Regions from separate parts of the Homo sapiens genome. Here region 1 is linked to region 2. A link is a loop called in an ENCODE intact Hi-C map of the cell type or tissue named here. Cell type or tissue: pancreas. All regions are shown on one strand. Each heading gives the region's core, and the rest is flanking DNA. Links, peaks and the distances in the headings are about the cores only.

Region 1 (8,333 bases), core at 81-8,080, 63 kb after region 2:
AGAGTTTTCATCAATCTGTCCTTGTGCAAGGGTTCACCTCCATCCAATGCGCTTGCAAGATGATGGTAAGGTACAGGTGCTCCCAGAAGTCTCACTGACTCCAGGGCTCAGAGCATACGTTGTCTTTGTGCAATCGGTATTCTCCTGCACTGTGAATATAGCAGAGGCAGTTTAAATTGCTTTCCGTCAGGAAAGGGGCTTTCTACTTGGATTGTGAGCTCGGTGTAGGTGCTCCATTTGTTCTGTCTTTTGACACTGACTCTGACATAAAGTTAAACCTTCTTCCTTCTCTGTAAATTAGCTGAATCCATAGAAATCCTGGGTCAAATGGGCTTAAACAATAAGTCATTTTATTATTTTCCATAACTGAAGTCAATAGGCTTTGGGGCTGGTTGGTTTAGAGGCCCAGCAATGGTATCAAGGACCCAGGTTCTTTTCATCTTTCCGGTATGCCAACGCCATAGTGGTCCACCCTCCAGTTGCTGGCAAGATGGCTGCAGTGGTTCCAGCCATCACAGCCAGAGAGTACAAAGTCCAGAGCAGGGAGCTCTTACCTGGGCTCCACAGACAAACCCGGAGAGCCACGAACCTGAGTGGGAGAAAGAATTACACCACTAACCTCTAACTGAAATGTGGCATTTTCTTCAATTATGGATGCAGGCAACATCTATAGTGGTAGTAGTGTACTGTGGCTTTGCCACCAAAAGAAATCATATGTATTTTCATATAACATTACAATTACAAATATATCATAAAATATCATTTATACTCAATCCCACTTTGAAATTGTAGTAGTTATTAGACCTGCCATTAAATATTGATATTGAATGTGTTAATAAAGTATCACATATATTATTACACCACAAATATATTGTTTTAATATTTTAATACGTGGTTAAATTATAATTGTTTACATGTAATTTATTTTATATATTTTAAAATATTATTCTAAGAAGCAGTTCACGGAATTCATCTTACCACAAAAGGGATCCTGGCACCACCCCCCCACCAAAAAAAGGCTAAGAATTCTTGATGTAGAGGAAGAAGACAGGCCATCTCCTGCAGTGACTCTCTCTTTTTTTTTTTTTTTTTTTTTTTTTTGAGAAGGAGTTTTGCTCTTGCTGCCCAGGCTGGAGTGCAATGGCACGATCTCAGCTCACTGCAACCTCCGCCTCCTGGGTTCAAGCAATTCTCCTGCCTCAGCCTCCCAAGTAGCTGGGACTACAGACATGCACGACCACGCCCAGCTAATTTTGTATTTTTAGTAGAAATGGGCTTTCTCCAGGTTGGTCAGTCTGGTCTCAAACTCCTGACCTCAGCCTCCCAAAGCGCTGGGATCATAGGCATGAGCCACCACACCCGGCCTTCTTTTTTTTTTTTTTTTTTTGAGACAGGGTCTCACTGTGTCACCCAGGTGGCTGGAGTGCAGTGATGTGGATCTTGGCTCATTGCAGCCTCAACCTCCTGGGCTCAAGCGATCCTCCTACCTCAGTCTTCCGAGTAGTTGGGACCAGAGGTGTGTGTCACCACACCTGGCTAATTTTTTAATTTTGTTGTGATGGTGTTTTGCCTTGTTGCCCAGGCTGGTCTTGAACTCCTAGGCTCAAGCAATTCTCCTGCCTCGGCCTCCCAAAGTGCTGAGATTACCGGCATGATCTACTCACCACACCTGGTCTCCTCCAGTGACTCTCTCTTAAGAGACAAGAAATGTCATAACTCATTGGCCAGAATTGGGTCACATGACATTCTTGAGCCAATCATTGTGAAGAAAAATGAGATATATATTCCCCTTCCCCCAGCCCAATCAGTGTGGCAAGGTCAGCTTTCCCTGAGGCATGGGGCTATTTGGGTGAGGGTGGATATCCGAAGACATTGGGGTTCTGTTAGGAAAGAGGAAAGGGAGGCTAGGGAGATAGTCCCTCAGGTGCTATGGGTTAGGAATTGCTCAGGAGTCTGCTTCACCTCCTGCCACATTTAAGAAGGATAAGAATAAGACAGAAGGAACAGCATGTTTTTATGCAAGAGCTTGGGGACAGTAAGGAGGCAGGAGGGGCTTTTTGCCTCTTCAGAAAGTTTTCTAGAGGAAGATATGCATTAGCTGATTCTTGGAGAATGCGTAGGACTTAGCCAGGAGAAAGAAGATGAAAAATTGTTCCAGAATGTGGAAATAGTATGTGCAAGGACTAGAGGCATGAAAGAGCATGGCGTGTCCTGAGAACTAGTAGTAGTTTAGTATTTGGTAAGAGAAGGGGAGAGTGGTGAGAAAAGAGGCTGGGGGAGGTGGCCTGGGAGCCAACATGAAAGACCTTGGGTACCAAGGTTGGGGTTAGAATTTTATCCTGGTGAACACAAGTGGTTTCTGAGGGGTTTTAAGTACAGCAGTGACATGATTCTATTTGTTTTTCAGAAAGGTCATTGTGGCACCGTAGTGTGGAGAATAGACAGAGGGGAGCAAGACTAAAAGCAAGGGAGACACTTAGGCTCTTGTTCAACCAGGGGAAAGAAGACGGTGGTCTGAACAAAAGTGATGGCAGTGAAGCTGGAGAAAAGAGGGTGACAGAGCTTAAGAGACTGATTGAATACGGCATGGGGGTGGTGATGAGGGAAATGGGTAAGTCCCAGATAACCCCCATATTTGTGACTTGAGCCAGTGGCAGATGGTGGAACCATTCACTGAATAGGAGACAGGAGGAGATGCAGTTGGGGGCGAGGAGAGGTCAGAGCAGATGATAAGATCATAGGTTCAGAATTGGACAGATTGTGATATAATTTTGGCTGCCTTTTGTCTTGGTGTTCCCATTTCTTGTATTTCCCCTGAAAGTTCAGAATGGCCACAACTTTTCCATGAGAACCCTGAGGCTGGGGGCCTGAGAGCCCCAAGATCTCTGTGGAAATAGGAAGATGTGGTGGCGAAGGAATGGCACACAGTGATGTAATTTTTGGTCCGCTCCCCCAAAGGCTTCCATGAAAACAGTAAAACTGCTCATGCTGTCTCCTAGCATCCCAGCAAATGGAAGCTTTGGAGGAAAACTAAGTTGTGTTATAATTATAATACAACTTAGTATTATAATATAATTATAATAAGGTGTCAAAGACCTTATTGTTTTTGGTCCTGTTCATACAGTGAAACCAAACTCAGCAGAATTCAGGGACTTTTGAATAGATTTGGAGAGTGACTCTGAGCCAGGTGCCTGCCACTTTGCAGAGTAAATTATCAAGGCAGTAAGAGGATGAAACTTCAGCCTGGGGAAATGGTTAATTGCTTTGCCCTCTAGTTATTATTTTGGTCCTAGCTTACTGTAGAGTATAGCATTTCAAGCAAAGGGCTATAAATTTCATGGTAAGGGGCATCTATTCAGGGGTGCAGTGGAGATGGGAAACGCAAGCAGTCATTGATACCAACCTTGATCATCAATCATGGAAAATGAGTGTCTTTTTCAGGCAATGCTGTCTAATACCCCTTGCATTTTGGTTTTTCCTGTGTTTTCGACTCCCCCCATTCACATAAACCTATATGTACCCAACAATAAAATATACACACATGTGGACTCAATCAGCAATGCCTTAGGCTGGCCGTGGTTTTAGATACCTTTGTGCATACAGGATCCTTAGTCAAGGACAATACCAGGTCCTTTAAAAAGAGGCTCGAGAAAGCAAATTTCAAGAGGAAGTAGAAGGCTGTATTGATTTCACAGGCACTTCCACATCCACCTCACCCTGTCCTAGGCCCCTTGCATCCATAACTATTTCTTGATCTCTTGTCCTGGGCTTTGTGCTAGGCCAAATGTCCTTAGGAGCTGACAAGCAAAGGCTCTTGGCATTCACATGACTTTGGCTGTTGCGGGTGGAGGCGGCCGCAGTTGCTGCTGCTGCTTTGGGTGTTACCTGGGTGGGTGGGGTGGCAGAGAGACAGGTGGGTTCTTTCACACGCCGTACATTTGTGAAGGCGTTTTGTGCTTGGGAGCTGTTTGTTTCTTTGCCTTGCAAGCTGTTGGATGCCTCTGCTCAAGCAAAGGCTGATTCCCCAGCACATGGCCCTGCTAAGTGCTGCTTTGGGAAGTACTTTGCTTTCCAGCTGGGCTTGTCACCCCAGCTCTCTCTATCTAGCATGTCCTCTCTGGCAGGAAGCAGGCGTGCAGCTTTCTGGGCTGTTCTGATGGGAGCCCAGGGAGGCAGAGAGTGCCTGAAGATAAGGAATCAAGTCAAGCGAGGTCAGCTTTGGGCTGGGTTGGCAGTTGGCTGCAGGCTCCAGGGGTTAGATGGGCCCCTGCCAGTAATAGGAGTGTAATCTCTGATCCATGGGCCCAAGCTGCATGCTGCTGACCTTGTTGGTACCACCTATGGAGTGGGTGGTTATAGCTGGCAGGCTGGTGATCTGCAGACACACCTGGCCCAATTCAGGCAAGGGTAGAGATACCAAAACAGTGTTTCCCAAACTCTATTCCACAGAACATTGACTCCACGGAAACTAAAAAGGATAAAAGGGTTCAGGGATTATATAAACTGGAGAAACATTGATATAGATAAAGGCAAACAGATCTCTTTACTGAAAGATACTTAAAATCCTCATACTAAAAATGTGCTAACCACACTTTGGGAGGCCGAGACAGGCAGATCACGAGGTCAGGAGATCAAGACCATCCTGGCTAACACGGTGAAATCCCGTCTCTACTAAAAATACAAAAAAATTAGCCGGGTGTGGTTGTGGGTGCCTGTAGTCCCAGCTACACGGGAGGCTGAGGCAGGAGAATGGTGTGAACCCGGGAAGCGGAGCTTGCGGTGAGCCGAGATCACGCCACTGCATTCCAGCCTGGGCGACAGTGAGACTCCATCTCAAAAAAAAAAAAAAAAATTGCTAACGAGTGTTATAAATCTTTAGATAGGAATCAGAATATATAATGTTTCCCAAACCTGTTGGACTGTGGAACCCTTCTTTTGGTGTAACAAAAGAAGGTTGGGGGGAGGGTTCCATAGAACACACTTTGGGAAACACTGTCTGATTCTCTCTTGCATGCCGAGTTTATGTGACCAGGTTGAGTGCTCAGATCCTGGTACCAGGATGTTGGAGTTTGAATCTGGCTATTCATGGGGCTACTCTAAGCCTTTACCTTTGGTGTTTCTTGCAACACCAATCACTGCATATGTCACAGAGAGTCCTTTAGGGACCCAGACCTGCTGTTATTAAAATAAGACCTCACCGAGGCAGGAGGATTGCTTGAGTCCAGGAATTCAGTACTAGCTTCAGCAACATAGGGAGATCTTGCCTCTACAAAACCCAAATCAAATCAAATCAAATCAAAACACACAAAAAACAAGACTTAGTTCTTAGTAATCCCCGCACTTTGGGAGGCTGAGGCAGGTGGATCACCTGAGGTCAGGAGTTCGAGACCAGCCTAACCAACATGGAGAAACCCCATCTCTACTAAAAATACAAAATTAGCCAGGTGTGGTGGCGCATACCTGTAATCCCAGCTACTCAGGAGGCTGAGGCAGGAGAATCACTTAAACCTGGGAGGCGGAGGTTGCGGTGAGCCGAGGTTGCGCCATTGCACTCCAGCCTGGGCACAAGAACGAAACTCCGTCTCAAAAAAAAAACAAAACAAAACTGGGTTCTAAAGTTCGCTAGACCTCATCTAAATCCCAGTGTGGCTGTTCATTGGATGTGGAATCCAGGTAAGTTTCATAACCATTCTGAGGCTCAGTTTCTGGGTCTATAAAATGGGGTTAATAATAGTATTCCAGCCTGGGCAACATAGGGAGAACCCATCTCTGCACAAAAAAAAAAAAAAAAAAAAAGTAACCAGGCATGGTAGTGCACACCTGTAGTCTCAGCTACTCAGGAGGCTGAGGCAGGAGGATCTCTTGAGCTGGGGAGGTGGAGGCTGCAGTGAGCTGTGTTAGTGCCAATACACTTCAGCCTGGGTAACAGAGCAAGACCCTATGTTAAAATATATACGTGGCAGGGCACAGTGATTCATGTTTGTAATTCAGTACTTTGGGAGGCTGAGGTGGGTGGATCACAAGGTCAGGAGTTTAAGACCAGCCTGTTCAACGTGGCGAAACCCCGTCTCTACTAAAAATACAAACATTAGCCAGGCATGGTGGTGGGTGCCTGTGGTCCCAGCTACTCAGGAGGCTGAGGCAGGAGAATGGCTTGAACCCAGGAGGTGGAGGTTGCAGTGAGCCGAGATCACACCACTGCACTCCAGCCTGGGCGACAGAGCGAGACTCAGTCTCAAATAAATAAATGAATGAATAAATAAAATTTTTAAAACATAAAATATATATATATAAAATACCTACCTCCCAAGGTATTTGTGAGGAGTAATTGAGACAATACATACCAAACAGCACATGGCCTGCTTCAAATCAGAAGCTTACTGAATGTCTTTTTAAAAAATTCTGATATAGAAACAAAGATATGTCAGTGGAGAGGAGGGGCCAGGAAATGCTGTGCACAGTGAACATGGACAAGTGGACAGGTGGATAAATGGAGTGCTATTGTCTCAATGTTTGTGTTCCTCTAAAATTTCTATTTTGATATCCTGGCCCCCAAGGTGATGTTATTAGGAGGTGGGACTTTTGAGGAGTGATAAGGTCACTGGGGTGGAGCCCTTATGAATGGGATTTGTGCCCTTATAAAAGAGGCCTGAGAGAGAACCCCTGCCCCTTCCACCATGTGAGGACACAGTGAGAAGCTGCCATCTGTGAACCAGGAAGCAGGCCCTTACCAGAGACTGAATCTGCTGGCACCTTGATCTCATACTTCCCAGATTCCAAAACTGTGGGAAAGACATTTCTGTTGCTTATAAGCCACGCAGTCTGTGGTATTTTGTTATAGCCACCCAAACAGACTAACACAATGGCATTACATTAGTGCGTCCAGGATAGCTGAGTTGAAGGAAGGAGAGAGGCGTAGCGTAGAATCCTTTTTCTGCTTCTGCAACTTGCACCAACCTGGCTTGAACTTTGCTTTCAACAGTCGGTGTCCTGATGGTAGAAAACCACGAACACAGGCAGTAAACACACTTCTAAACATGCCATTTGGAATCCAGAGTCCTTTGACACGCCAGGGTGGTTCTACAACCAGGCTGGGGGCCAGGGGAGGGATCCTGGCCACTGAAAGGCTGGCATCGACACATCAGAGGGAAAGGAAAGATCACTGGCATTTAGGGATGCCTGGAACCTAGTGAGCCGAGCAATGAGGTCACCAATTCACCCTCTGGCTGTAGAGTCCCATCTTGGGAGGTGATTTTTATCCTAATGGAGGTGGGGAGGCGAGGTAATGAGCAGCTGCTTTTCCTTACTGTGTAAGGTGCTGCCTCCAGGCCAGGCACCAGCAATGTCAGGAAATGATGTGAGGGTTCAAAGTGAGGCCTGAAGTTAGTGAAGCCATTTGTGCGGCATGAGGGAAAACAGAGGAGGTAGCTGGCTTGTGAGTTATTTAAGGCCATACCCAGCCAGCTTCAAAGAGCATCCTTGTCTATGTTGAACGGCTTCCAGGCCAGTCTCTAGCTGGTTCTCTGAGAGGTGATAGGTGAGAAGAGGGGTTGGGAGGGCTGTTTAGTGTGGTCTGCAGTGTGAGCTGCTGCAAGCCCTGGGATGTGTTCTTTCTGGGTGTGGAGAGTGTTTAGATCAAACCAGAAATAGCACCAATAGCCAACTTACAATATGATGAGCCCTTCTGCGTACTAATTCACTGAGTCCTTGCAACTTTATTTGTTGGGTGTTTTTATTAACCCCATTTTGCACGTGGGAAAACTAAGCCAAGGCACAGGTCGAATAACTTGCTAGAGGTCCTATTAGTATTAAGAACCAGAATTTGAACCCAGGTAGTGTAGCTCCAGAACTTGGGTGCTGACCCACTGTGCTATCACGGTATTTAGCAGAAATGGAATTCAGTGATGGGCTAGGTCAGATATATGGGAAAGGAGTAGAGCTCCTTATTTGGCTTGATCTAAGCTCTGGGAGGCAGGGTTATGGTCGGCTGAAGGCTCTGAAGTGCTGAGTGGGCCAGAACCAAATATCAGAAGTTCAATTGTCTTGTACACAAAAGTGAGGAACCAGAGGTGGCTCGGATACATTTGACTGAGTAATTTGTTTGTGATCTTTGACAGAGTTTTGCCCCAGCTCCGTGCATGATACTTGGGTGATGGAGATCAGGTTACCTCCTGGCCCTGTGATGGCCCCATAGGCTCCAGGGGCAAGAGGATTCTGCTTCCTAGGAAAGAGAAAAAGGAAAAAGCTTATAGTGAAAACAGCATTGGCTTTAGAGCCATACAGGCTCGGCTGGGCTTGAAACCTCACCCTAACTCCCATTAGTTACTCTGTGT
Region 2 (8,333 bases), core at 292-8,291:
TGGCGATTCCTCAGGGATCTAGAACTCGAAATACCATTTGACCCAGCAATCCTATTACTCGGTATATACCCAAAGGATTATAAATCATGCTGCTATAAAGACACATGCACACATATGTTTATTGTGGCACTATTCACAATAGCAAAGACTTGGAACCAACCCAGATGTCCAACAGTGATAGACTGGATTAAGAAAATGTGGCACATATACACCATGGAATACTATGCAGCCGTAAAAAATGATGAGTTCATGTCCTTTGTAGGGACATGGATGAAGCTGGAAACCATCATTCTCAGCAAACTATCACAAGGACAAAAAACCAAACACCTCATGTTCTCACTCATAGGTGGGAATTGAACAATGAGAACACATGGACGCAGGAAGGGGAACATCACACACAGGGGCCTGTTGTGGGGTGGGGAGAGGGGGGAGGGATAGCATTTGGAGATATACCTAATGTTAAATGATGAGTTACTGGGTGCAGCACACCAACATGGCACATGTATACATATGTAACTAACCTGCACATTGTGTACATGTACCCTAAAACTTAAAGTATAATAAAAAAAAATAATGTTCATGATTTAGATCAGTGCTGTCCTAGAGAAATGTGAGAGCCACATATGAAATTTTGTGTTCTAGTAGTCACACTAAAAAGTTAAAAGAGGCCAGGTGTGATGGCTCACACCTGTAATCCCAGCAATTTGGGAGGCCAAGGTGGGAGGATCGCTTGAGCCCAAAGTTCAAGACCAGCCTGGGCAACATAGTGAAACCTCATCTCTATCAAAAAAAAAAAAAAAAAATTAGCCAGGCATGGTGGCATGTGCCTGTAGTCCCTGCAACTCAAGAGGCTGAAGTGGAAGGATCACCTGAACCCAGGGAGGTTGAGGCTGCAGTGAGCCATGATCATGCCACTGCACTTTAGCCTGAGCAGCAGAGTGAGACCTTATCTAAAAAAAAAAAAAAAAAAAAAGGAAAACAAAATTCACTAGCCACATGTGGCTAGTAGCTACTATATTAGACAGCCCAAATCTAGATCATGGGTTTGAATCCTTAATCTGTCCCTTACCAGCTATGTGACCTTGGGCAAGTTCCTTAACCTATCTTAGTGTGAAAAATTTCCTTGTCTGTAAAATAGAGAGGTTCCCTGACAGATGCAGTTGTGATAATTCAAAGAGACAATCCATGGAAAGCACATAGCCTGGGGCTTGCTAGCAGTAAGTGGGATGGTTATTATTAGTACAGGTATTACAATCGAAGGCAAAGTGTCCCAAGTGTCCAGTGGAGAAATCATCTTGGGCACCACTCAGTTCATGTCCCCAGCATTCCATCCACGTGGAGTGGCTGGCCCCTTAAACACATCACCAGACAGTACAATTTCCGGCCTTTTCCATTTTGTTCCATTTTCAGGAGCTGAGCATGAAGAACGAGAAGTCGGAAGTGAGTCAGCAGGATAGCACTTAGAGCCTAAAAAAGCAAGCAGGACATCAGAATGCATAAGCAGGAATATAATGTGCAGGAAGTGGGAGGTGATCTTCCCTTTCTTCCAAGAACTGGCTCACCCCATGAGTTGTCTGCAAAGACTTTGCAGAACTTGGGCCAGGCCCAGGAATATTAAAGGACTACAAAAGGAGCAACTCACATTCAACAGTGCTGGGTGCTCAACACCTGTTATCTCATGTGATCAATCGTCAATATGTCCCATTTTGCAAATGAAGAAACAGACTCGGGAAGTCAAGGTACCTTATCAAATCTCACACATCTCGTGAGTGACAAAGCTGGGGCTGGCCCACTTCCCACTGTAACCCACAGCTGGAGGGAAGGGGCAAAGAAGTGATGCTATGGAGTACCAGGAAGGACAGGCAGAGAATTCTTACCCTTTCAAGCCTGGCAGCCAGGGGCCTCCCTCACTGGGTGCATGATACTTTTTTAACATTTCTTACCCAAAACTGTTAGCAGAAGGCAAGAGGATCACCTCCGACCTTTTAGCACACACATTCCTCTGGGTCACACTACGTCCATTCTCTGTCTCCATGCTTCGGGCCTGGCTTATCTTTCTACCTCTTCTTCTACCCAAGTTCTACTCACTTTTAAGGCTTTGCTCTTGGAGCCTCAGATCTTCTTCTTTGTTGTCTTTTTTTTTTTTTTTGAGAACCTCGACCTCCCTGGGCTCAGGTGATCCTCTCACCTCAGCCTCCTGAGTAGCTGGGTCTACAGGCATGTGCCACCACAGCTGACTAATTTTTTTGTATTTTGTAGAGCTGGGGTTTTGCCTTGTTGCTCATTAGAATCTGCCTGCCTCAGCCTCCTAAAGTGCCAGGATTACAGGCATGAGCCACTGCACTGGGCTGTAGCCTCAGAACTTTCATGAAGCATTTTTCCTGATACAAGTCCCTCTGGATCTCTCTCTCCCCTGAAGAATTTAGACATTCAATGTCTGCAATATTTATTTGAAACATACACTCTTATTTATATAATCTTATTTATGTGATGCCGTGAAAAACTTTCTAGCTGTCTGACCTTGGGCACTAGACACTTGAGCATGCTTCCTCATCTGTTCAATGGGTATAATAACACCTATTTTGCAGTAGAAGGTAATATTGAGAAAATTAACTAAGGTCATATATTACTATATGAAATATCTAGCACAATGCCTGACACAGAGTGGCCACTTGGGATAGGTAGTTCCCTTCCTCACTTTTTTTTTCTTTTTAGAGAAACAGCCCAGGCTGTTCTCAAACTTCTGTGCTGAAGCAATCCTCCTGCCTCAGCCTTCCAAAGTCTTGGGATGACAACCATGAGCCACAATACCTGGCCTCTTTCCTCACTTCTGTGTGTTGCTTACTTGTCATTATTTTCCTGGTATCTCTATTTCCAGTGCTCTTCTGTTTGGGGAGTTGGTTGGGGAGATGAGATGTGATACTTTAATCTTAGTAAATTGTAAAATGCTTCTCCCATCTTCCTTCATCCATTTTTCTGAGCCCCTACAGTCCCTCCATCAGTTTCGTGACAGGGGATAAAGTCATCAATGCCAAAGCAAAGGTGGAGGCTCGATAAGAGAGAGTGGGAGCAAGGCTACAAACCTCATAGGCATTTGGTATTGCTGAAGGACAACGTGCATGTTCAGGATCAGCTACTGGAAGGTATAACAAGAGAAGCCAGACAAGACAGTGGAAGAATCAGTCAGGGAGCCAATAGCAACTAAGATAGAGACAGGACATGGCAACAAGCTGGGGACTGGGTGAGGCCAGACAAATCTAAGTTCACGTACCACCTGGTCCTTCTTCCCCTACAACTGGGCCTCTTCCCATCCTAACAACACAGGCTCTGAGCCCCAGGAGAATTCCCTTTGCATGTATCTCAGGATGTTGGCCTCATCTTACCCCTCTCCATTTTTCAGTCCCTGGATGGGTTATTTATCCCAGCTCCAAACCCCAGGACCAAACCTCAGCCCTGACCCATGTCCTTGGCCATGTGAGTCAGACGATGTCCCAAACTTCCTTCTTCCTAGATGAGTGGTGAACATTTTATCTTAAAGTTATTAAAAAAGAAAATTTTAAAATAGATTACAAAATTGTTATGCTTAACATTTGTAGGTGCCCTTTATTACTTTGGCTTCTTAAGCCTTAGTAAATGAAAGTATAACTCACATGCATTGGACACAGCAGTAAAATGAGGAATGTTTCATAATGTTATACAGACAATATTCTGTGGATCTATTTTCAGCTTAGAATCCAAATACAACAAGATACTTTTCATCAAAAGGGCAGCAATGAACCATACACAAAATTACCACCTATCCACCCCAATATACCACGTTACAGAGCTCAGCCTCCATGGCAGAATAAAGGTTGTCCTCGCTGAAAGTCCGCAGAGACAGTGGTCCCAGATTAGAGAGCCACAGCCTTAAATATTGATTGCTAGGGTTAGCAGGTGAAACCAAATTATCCAAGACTACAATGAGCATTATTTGGAAAAGACTAAGACAGTGGTGGTTTCCAGACTGTGCTTCACATTGGAATCACCTGAGGATATTCAAAAACTACTGATGCCTGGTTTCAGTGGTATGCTGGTAAATATTTTAAGAATTGGCTGTTTAGAAAGAAAAGAAAGCCCTGATTTATATCCATGGCATAAAAACTTCTATCATGGTTAATTTCTTTCTTTCTTTCTTTTTTTTTTTGAGACAGAGTCACACTCTGTTGCCTAGGCTGGAGTGCAATGGCACGATCTCGGCTCACTGCAACCTCTGCCTCTCGGGTTGAAGCAATTCTCCTGCCTCAGCCTTCTAAGTAGCTGGGATTACAGGTGTGTGCCACCACGCCCAGCTAATTTTTTTTTTTTTTTGTAAGTAGAGACGGGGTTTCACCCTGTTGGCTAGCCTGGTCTCGAACTCCTGACCTCAGGTGATCCACCCAGCTTGGCCTCCCAAAGTGCTGAGATTACAGGCATGAGCCACCGCGTCCAGCCATGGTTAATTTCAAGCTGCTAGTATGACATCATTGAAGACAGAATGGGGAAGAGATGTACACAATAGGTTCTCCAGAACCAGGTAGCAGCCAGCTTTAGCACACCACTGCCTGGTCACCCCCACGCCTCCCACACAACTTAGTAGGTATGAGGTGTGACCTAGGCATCAGGATTTTTAAAAGCTCCCCAGTAGATTCTAATATGCAGCAAAGTTGGGAACCACTGGGCTAATGGGCCTTGTAATAAGGTCCCAGAGGCAAGAAACCGGCCAGTTGATTGCCTTCCAGTGACAGCTGGATTGTAACACTTGCCTCCTCAAATACACTTTCTTCCCCTAGCAAGCCTCCATGGAAAGCTAAATCCTCAGCAGAAGGTTGCTCAGTGGGCTGGTCTCAGAGCATGGGGCAGGGGTGGGAGGTCCGGAGGCTGGTGAGAGATCTGAAAAGCTAGGGGCGATGTGTCAATGTAATTGTCCACTAGAAATTCCTGGGGGTGCTAGAAACACTGATAAATTTCTGCTCCAGGACATTCCTCCAGGGATGTCATTATCCTTCCATTAAAACTGTATTCTGACTGGGTGGTAAGTACCTGATTTGCTTAATTCTTAATTGTTATACCTTTAGCTCTGCTGACTGAGCTCTAGTGATTTGGGTTGAAGTGTACCTAAGGCTGCAGGGCAGGTAGGAGAGGAATGAATTTTTTCTGCAGATGGCTGGCCAGGCCCCACCTCTGGGTTACTGCAGTCACTCTGCTTTTGTCTGTCATGGTACTTGTCACCTGGCCTTGCAAATGTTTACTCATCTGTTGCCTTTAATGCTCTACAAGCTCCCCAAGGGCAGAGACTTGGCTCCTATTTTGCTAGGCGTCCCCAGTGCCCAGTGTTGGTTTAAGCTGACGTAAACTGAGCTCTTCCATCCATTATAAAGTATTTTAAATTTACTTTTAGAAACACAAGTAGGCCGAGTGAGGTGGCTCATGCTTGTAATCCCAGTACTTTGGGACAGGAGGATTGCTTGAGCCCAGGAGTTTGAGATCAGCCTAGGCAACATGGCAAGACCTCGTCTCTACAAATAATAATAAAAACAAAATTAGCTGGGCATGGTGGTGGGCACCTGTAGTCTCAGCTACTCTGGAGGCTGAGGCAAGAGAATAGCTTGAGCCCAGGAGGTCAAGGCTGCAGTGAGCTGTGATTGCACCACTGCCCTCCAGCCTGTGTGACAGAGCAAGACCCTGTCTCAAAATAAATAAAATAAAATAAAATCACAAGTAATTCATGAAAAGATTCTTGGCATTTGCACACACACATGCACATTTTAAAATGTATGGTTCTCGGCTGGGTGCTGTGGCTTGCACCTGTAATCCCAGCACTTTGGGAGGCTGAGGTGGGCAGATTGCTGGAGCTCAGGAATTCTATATCAGCCTGGTCAACATAATGAAACCCTGTCTCTACAAAAAATACAAAAATTAGCTGGGTGTGGTGGCACACATCCGTAGTCCCAGCTACTTGGGAGGCTGAGGCACGAGAATCACTTGAACCCAGGAGGCGGAGGTTGCAGTGAGCTGAGATCATGCCACTGCACTCCAGCCTGGATGACAGAGCAAGACTCTGTCTCAAGAAAAAAAAAAGCATGGTTCTATTTTTTGTGTTTTCAAAATACATGCTATTATACTATACACATAGTTCTATAAAATGCTTTTTCACTTAACAATATGTTATGAGGATATTTTCATAATCTATTTATTAATGTGCTTTGTTCTTTTCATAATGCTGAATTTGAAAGGTGACCTTGAGACAGGATTTAAGTGTGATTACTTTATGTGGGAGGTGATCCCAGAAAATAGGGTAATGGGGAAGTGAGACAGGGAAGGGAAGGAAGCCAATAAAGGGTGTTTTTCAAAGCAAGTCATCACTGTATGTAAAACCAGAGCTCAACTCCATGGGGAAACTGGGAGCCAATGTAGCACACAACTGTCCAACACTTCTACCTAAAGAGAGCTGGAGTATTTATCCACTGACTTCCATCTGCCATTGATCAAGGGCTACTTCAGAGGCACATTGACTCAGGGACTTTTGGCCTGCCTTGCATCTGGGCAGAGAGGGCTCTGGTGGCCAGAAAAAGCCTTCAGTCAAGGAGATGCTTGTGCTATCAATTGGAAGTCAGTTGACACACACAGACATGGTAAGTGCTAGGTCATATGGGTGGGGAACTGATAGGATCCGCTCCAAAACAGATGTGACTTTGTGCCTTACTTCATTAAATCCTTTCTCATTTCTCATTTTTTTTTTACAAGCAACTCTTCAATAAGTATTCCCATCCATGTTTCCTTATGCAGGGGTACAATTTTTTTTTTTTTTTAAGAGACAGCTCTAGCTCTATGGCCCAGGCTGAGGTGCAGTGGCACTATCCTTGCTCACTATAGACTCAACTCCCTGGGCTCAAGTAATCCTCCAGCCCCAGCCTCCTGAGCAGCTGGGACTTTGGGCACATGCCACCACACCTGGGTAATTTTTTCTTGTTGAGAGGGAGTCTCGCTCTGTTGCCCAGGCTGGGGTGCAGTGGAACGATCTCGGCTCACTGAAACCTCCGCCTCCTGGGTTCAAGTGATTCTCCTGCCTCAGCCTCCTGAGTAGCTGGGACTACAGGTGCATGCCACCATGTCTGGCTAATTTTTTGTATTTTTAGTAGAGACGGTGTTTCACTGTGTTAGCCAGGATGGTCTCTATCTCCTGACCTTGTGATCCACCCGCCTCGGCCTCCCAAAGTGCTGGGATTACAGGCATAAGCCATCACGCTGGGCCCACCTGGGAAATTTTTAAAAGTTTTTTGTAGAGACAGAGTCTCACTGTGTTGTCCAGGCTGGTCTTGAACTCCTGGGCTCAGGCAATCCTCCAGCCTTGGCCTTCCTAAGTGTTGAGATTGCAGGCATGAGCCACCATGCCTGGCCCAGTATTTCTTTAGGATACATGCCTACAATGGGTCCATCCATTACACAATATTTCTGTTTAATTTTACTCTCCTGGACTGGGAAATGCCTACTGTAACCTCAGAACTCTGGGCTGCCAGAGTGTGCATATCCTCTCTTGCTAAAGCCTTCAGTCTTGCCCTTTCAGGAATCCTTTCAAGATAGAAGATAGGAGAGCATTTAATGACTTTCCTACTGCCCTATATGAGATTCTCATGGCCTCATTAATTCTCTCCATTGACTATCCCTGTGACTTTACTCTTGTCTCCTGCCTTCAAAACCTGTTGTTGATATGTTCAGATTTTAAGCAGTAGTCTAGCAATAAAAATCAAATCTTGGAACAATGCATTTCTTCTATTTGGTCAGACATTTTACCTCTGTTTACCTGCGTAGGCCATCATTTCCAAATAAAGAGCACATGTGCACAACCTGAGACCGGGTCTGTGCAAGTCTTTCTTTACAGTTGCTAGTACAAGGACACAACTAGGAATTTATTTAAAAAATTTTCAATGCAAAATTTTTTATTTTTAAAATCAACTTTATTGAGCTGTAATTTAATCCAATAAATATTTTAAGTTCCATGAGCTGTGGATTCTTTTTTGTTCGTTTGTCTTTATAGATACGAGGTCTCCCTTGCCATGTTACCCAGGCTGATCTCGAACTCCTGGGCTCAATTGATCTTCCAGCTGCAGCCTCCCAAAGTGTTGGATTTATAGGTGTGAGCCACCACACCAGGCTGGCATTGGTTTTTAAATTTTATTTTCCAGTAGTTCATTGCTGGTATATGGAAACACACTTGATTTTTTTTGCAGGCTTGCTAAATCCATTTATTCTAGTAGCTTTTTTCTAGGTTCTTGAGGATTCTCTAATCTTATTAATCTATAAATAAAAACAGTTTT

Evidence for each region. Peaks named below come from ENCODE experiments on the same cell type or tissue, not always from the same donor. Only the 100,000 strongest peaks of a DNase experiment are listed, where the experiment ranks them.
Region 1: a loop joins it to region 2, with 3 times the contacts of the local background. A loop is called at or near these places in 5 of 110 quality-filtered maps.

Annotation. Positions count from the first base shown.
Region 1 is chr17:27,964,214-27,972,546 of GRCh38, reverse strand. The region is part of intron 2 of LINC01992 (long intergenic non-protein coding RNA 1992); the gene reads left to right. LOC124903962 (a long non-coding RNA gene) reads right to left here. Exons shown (of 2, transcript XR_007065683.1): 2 at 7,715-8,221. Among named protein-coding and RNA genes, the nearest start is that of LINC01992, 23 kb to the left of the region's middle. In pancreas, for the core only: no CTCF peak of the experiment used is centred there; DNase peaks (open chromatin) are centred at 3,866 and 4,196; H3K27ac peaks cover 3,421 bases.
Region 2 is chr17:28,027,539-28,035,871 of GRCh38, reverse strand. It overlaps LOC105371709 (a long non-coding RNA gene), which reads left to right. Exons shown (of 3, transcript XR_934637.4): 3 at 1,411-1,732. Among named protein-coding and RNA genes, the nearest start is that of NLK, 11 kb to the left of the region's middle. RefSeq lists an enhancer at 1,058-2,257. In pancreas, for the core only: no CTCF peak of the experiment used is centred there; a DNase peak (open chromatin) is centred at 5,251; H3K27ac peaks cover 3,240 bases.